Regions from separate parts of the Homo sapiens genome. Here region 1 is linked to region 2. Evidence: chromatin contacts called from ENCODE Hi-C or POLR2A ChIA-PET data. All regions are on one chromosome and are shown on one strand. The core of a region is the stretch at or near the end of the contact, and the rest is flanking DNA. Distances in the headings are between cores, read along the strand shown.

What was found. Hi-C counts contacts between places; a loop is a spot of excess contacts on that map. ChIA-PET counts read pairs that join two places held with the same protein, here RNA polymerase II (POLR2A). Pooled maps may share reads with other maps.
Region 1: a map of cardiac septum shows a loop between it and region 2 (2.9-fold over the local background). The contact joins two enhancer-like sites. A Hi-C loop is called at or near these places in 1 of 168 maps with a recorded cell type or tissue (cardiac septum) and 5 of 50 pooled maps. POLR2A ChIA-PET finds 5 or more read pairs at or near these places in 2 of 52 experiments (GM12878 and activated CD4-positive, alpha-beta T cell).

Annotation. Positions count from the first base shown.
Region 1 is chr3:105,906,565-105,909,264 of GRCh38, reverse strand. No RefSeq gene overlaps it. Among named protein-coding and RNA genes, the nearest start is that of CBLB, 39 kb to the right of the region's middle. Within about 2 kb of position 1,295, at least 9 of the 41 ENCODE cell types and tissues checked have a DNase peak (open chromatin) inside an H3K27ac peak, as active enhancers do.
Region 2 is chr3:105,822,354-105,825,053 of GRCh38, reverse strand. The region is part of intron 3 of CBLB (Cbl proto-oncogene B); the gene reads left to right. Among named protein-coding and RNA genes, the nearest start is that of CBLB, 45 kb to the left of the region's middle. Within about 2 kb of position 1,418, at least 7 of the 41 ENCODE cell types and tissues checked have a DNase peak (open chromatin) inside an H3K27ac peak, as active enhancers do.

The sequences.
Region 1 (2,700 bases), core at 46-2,545, 84 kb before region 2:
AGAATGAGTAAGCCGTACAATTTGATAGCATAATAGGGTTACTACAGTGAATAATAACTTAACTGTACATTTAAAAATGACTTAAAGAGTATAATTGGATTGTTCGTAACTGAAAGGATAAATGCTTGAGGGGATAGATATCCCATTTTCTATGAAGTGCTTCACATTGCATGCCTGTATCAAAACATCCCATGTACCCCATAAATATATACACCTTACTATGTACCCACAAAAATTAAAAAGAAAAATAAAGATAGAATATTACATAAGAAAAAAAGACAAATTATGTACTTTGTTTGAGTGATGTTGTTAACAGACAAAAAAATCAACGAAGTCCCGGCGCGGTGGCTCATGCCTGTAATCCCAGCACTTTGGGAGGCCAAGGAGGGCGGATCAAGAGGTCAGGAGTTCGAGACCAGCCTGGCCAACACAGAGAAACCCCATCTCTATGAAAAATACAAAAATTAGCTGGGCATGGTGGCGGGTACCTGTAATCCCAGCTACTCAGGAGGCTAAGGCAGGAGCATAGCTTGAATCTGGGAGGCTGAAGTTATAGTGAGCCGAGATCGTGCCACTGCACTCCAGCCTGGGCAACAGAACTAGACTCCTTCTCAAAAAAAAGAAAAAAAAAAAAACAAAAAAAAACAAAAATCTATTACTTAAATTTAGTAGCTGATGTGAGTCTATCTAAACTTTCAATTCCAGTTTCACACATTCCAAGACTGTCTCTAGTATCAATGACAACAGCACCATTCATTACCAACAGACTTACAATATTTTAAATAATTAAAATGCTGTGTTGCATAAAAAATAGAAATTACCTTTTGTATAACACATATCTCCAAAAATGAGCTCTTAGATTATATTTTATTTATTGCTTTAAAATGGAAAAACATCTGAAAATTAATCCATACATGTCAAAAGTTATAAAAATAAGAAGAATGAATTAAATATTATCAGAGTTTTAATTAAAAAAACACCCAACTATAATTATTTGTCAGGATCCAATCAGTTTCTATGCATTTTATAATATTTTGTTTTGAACATGATAGAATCTAAGAAGTGAGTTTTGATGTAAGGAGTATTTTAAGACTCAGGATAATTGTTGCCAATGTAACCAGGTAACGTTTAAAACATCCTGGATCCTTTATTCCAAGAGTGAAGAGCTGTAGGGTATCAGGGCATTTTAGAAACTCTCAGTGGCATTTAGAAACTCTCAGAAGGAAGTAGTGTGGTGACTTTTATGTTTTAATGTTTCCAAAGGCTTTCAGAATGTCATGTGATAAGAGCTCAAAAATTTTTGCAGCAGCCAGCTTTCCAGCAGCTTGCTTCTGCTTTTTAGCATTGAAGTACATGAGACCTTAGTCGTTAAAAGCCTCTCAATATTTACCAACCACGAATTTGCTTTCTATATTTTTCCTTCCAAGTGAATCCCAATATCTTTAGGATGCCTATTTAATTTCTGTGCTCCACAATGACTGTCTTCTTTGATGAAGAGTTATTAATGAGTATTTGGCTTTTAGTATGAAAAACGAGGTAAACAGAATTACCAGGAGAGGTCCTAATGGTACAATCATGTCAGAGTAATGGACAGAGTTTCCTGGTGGATTTCTAAAGGAATATAAGCAAATAACAAACAGTTTACTTGAGGGATAAATTTAACATTTTCTAAAAGTTCACTCTGAATATTGGTTGTTTAAAAGTTTACACATTTTTCCTGCATTTTTGCCAGTTAAAAAACAACTATACCTTTGTTTGATCTGAATATGATTAGGATAAAACAATATTAAATAATTTTTAAAACGTTATAGTTTAAGAAACAGAAATGCAGGACTTATACTTTCATGATAATTATTATAAGCTGTAGGAAATTATTGTACCATGACCTGATTTTAGTAGTTTTTAACATGACAAATTTTAGATCCAGTCTTTTACTGAATCATTTTGTAGAATTAAAATCTCTCTGAAAAACATTGTGATGCCTTTAGATTGGACAGCGGAAAATAAAATGTGTCTCAATAAGTACTCTTGACCTTTTAAGGCTTCAGGAAGTATGTGGAGGTAAGCACTTTCCTGAGGTGTCATCGTCTCTGAGGACAGAAAAGGGATCCAGCTGCCAAGTGACGTTCTAATTCTCATGGTTGGGCCTGTTGTCTGGAAAAAGAGTCATGCTCCATTTAGTAATTCCAGTGTTTCTTCCTCTTCCTGTAAAGAAGGGTGTGGGAGCAGGGAATATTCATTCACAAAAAATGGAACAGAAATATGTATCCCGTGGGAAGGAGCCATTTATAGAACTGTCTAAAAATATGTATTTGGGCAGGTCAGATGATATTTTGCAATATTACCGGATGACCATTAAGTTTGTACACTGGCTTTGAATATGTGTTCATTTCTGAAGCAGGAGTCATTTTGAAGTACTAGGAAAATGGGGTTGCCAAAGAGATAAACTGTTATATGGCTAATTTCTTTGTATCTAGTTCAAACCAGTTCCCCCAAGCAGAACTTATGGATATCTGAGAAATTAAAAAAGTAATAGTCTACTTAGGATTCCTTACCAATGACATTATCCTTATAATATAGTATTACAAGTTATAGTTTTTTAAATTTAGTACATAATTTTATGACTTATTAAATAGGTCATAAAAGTAACTGGGCAAGGGAAAACTAAGATATTGCAGGAGAAATCCAGGTCATAGAGCT
Region 2 (2,700 bases), core at 169-2,668:
ATGCTATAATTTCAGTTAGTGATAAATCCTATAAAGAGGAATAATCTAGGATAGGAGGAGAGAAAAGGAGAGATGCCTTTATAGTAACGCTCTAGGTACTCTTCTGATTACACTCTAGGATTGTGTATATGGCTCTCTCATGTCCTAACACTTTTGCAAAGAATGGGGATATGTTTCTTTTAGTAGGTCTAAGTCTAAACAAGAGAAGGTGGAATGATGAGGTCTCCTTCTCAGTGGCTGGAGTGAAGTGGAAGGGTATAGGAGGCTCCCCTTTCGTGAATGCCCTTGCTGTCTCATCAGGGACACCAGATGAGGCTGAGCTGTTAGCTTCCCTCTCCAAATTGTCATTTCTGCCACCTTGAATCCCACAGTTGGCATAAAAATCGTATTTTAAGATGTTATTACTATAATTTAGTTGTGAATAGGAATGGGTTATGTGATAGGCATCAGGGAAGGGCACAAAGAAGAAAGGGGCCCAGAGTGGGGAGATTGCAATTCGCTAAAGTCAGGCTGACTCTACTCCACAGCCCTCCTGACCTAAGGCTGTGTTTATGATATTCAGTCCTCTTACGTGACAGAAATATGTGGTACTTGGTTTAGGTTCCAGGTGCATATTTGTTAACTAAAGTTGCCTTGCTTGGGTGGCAAAAAACTAGCCTGTAGTCCATTTTACAAGCATAAGCGGTGAAGGTGTTTAAGATTTGACTTTGCATCCATGGTAACAGTCTCCACCAATAGTACATGTTACAGAGCCCTTTAGGCCTACAATTGTACTGTAAAGACAGACTGTAGTGACTTGTCTTTCTTATCAGGACCCCACCCTACATGGATCCTTGAAGAGTGAGCAGGACTGCAGAAGGAGCTCAGGTGGATTTGACAGCTTATAAACCTGGAGTTTGGGGAATGCTGAGGCTTCAGGAAGAAAACACCAGTAAGCTTAAGTTTGGGATTCCCACTACTCAGGAGGACTGATGATGGGGACCAAAGTTAGGAAAGCAGAGGAGTTTTGGAGAACCTATGAGTTCAAAAGGGTGAAGTAGGAAAGGTGAGAATGTGAGGGAGAAATGTCAGAGTTTATTTGGATTCTTTTAAAGAATAAAATAGAACACAGTGGGGAGATTCAGAGTCAGCTTGGTAGGGTTGAGTTTGAGGGCCTAAGAAGGAAGAGAGTGATGGAGACATTATAAGAATGGAAGCTCAAGAGAACCATGTAGGTGCTTTGTACCCTGGTATGGAGAATTTCTGGGTGCAGAGTTCATGGACCCTGGCGAGTAAGAGCTCAACACAAGAGATTAGTTGCTACTTGAAATAAACATGATAATTGTGGCCCAGACAGAAAAGCCTCCTCTTTTTCAAAGGTCAAGATTGCTGAGGTACATGACTCAGACCTTGCATAGCAGTAGGAAGAGTAACCAGCAGCAAAGCAATAAGTTGTTTATCAAAGGGTGCTGGTGACTCAGTCAGGAGGATTTGGAATAGAATGATTGATTTGGAAGTAGGTTAAGCTAACCAAATAATATGAATCTCCTATGTGTTTCTTAAACTGATTATTTTGAACTCAAGATTCTCTTCTAGTGTTGTGAAAATAGTTTGTGATATGAAAATGTATATGCTCAATTGCTGTGACCACTAAGGGAGACAGGTATAGCAAGAGAAATAATGGTTCAGTCTGGAGGGGAAGCCATCCCTTCTCGCCCTTCCCCTACGTTGTGTGGATGGAAGGTCTCCAAGAGAAGCATCTATGAGATTAGGCCAGGGAGCCTTCTGTTTCAGGGCCACCCCATTCTGTGTGGTTTTATTTGTCAGAGACGCTGATCCTAACAGAAACAGCTGTTTCAGTGAAGTTCAAGCTTGCCATCTATTTTCAGTAGAAGCAGGAAGAATGTCAGAGACAATGTTTGCATTTTAGGGCCTTTTTATAGGAGCCTAAGATAAAGCTGTTTAAACCTTCTGTCCTCTGTCATTTAACTTATCAAATTCAAGCAGAGCCTTTTAATTTCAACACACTTAACTTCTAGGGATGAATAGGGCATTGAACGGATTCTATAAACAAGTACTTTTCTGAGCGATAAACAGGAACAAAAGCAGCACAAAGATAGCATGTCAACAAGGTAGGGTGTATTGTGAGAAGGGCAAGGCTTGAGAGCCTAATCTATGCTATTCTGGGGAAGCAACTATGTTTGTTTGTTTGATTTAAGGAGCAGTGAAGTTACAGAGAGCAGAAAATGCTGATGTACCTGAAGGCCATTATTCACTTCTGTAGACAGTGCTACTGGGTGAGAAGTGAATAATATTAGTAATATATGTTCATTAATTAAATGTAGCTTTTAAAAGAAAACACAAGATGGAAAAGTGAAACAAAATGGATAGAGTTGTTTGGGTACTAAGAGTAGTAGAGTAGATTGAAGACCATTTAAATGGGAGGCAGATTTTCCCATGCATATCTAAAAAGGTCCTAGTGTTATCCCTTCACTCCATTTTAGATTTGTTTGTTTAGTTTGGCCCTGAGTATGCTAGAACAGATAATAACCTCCCAGCAAATGTAACTGAGTGGGAACATTATTTTAGTTCACTTTCAAAAGAAGAGGGAGATCCAATTCATAATACCCAAAATAGAGAGTACCGGTTAGTTCCAGAATTGACCAGCCATGGAAAGACATAGAAACTTTGCCTGTTAGAATGCTCATCCTGAGAATAGGA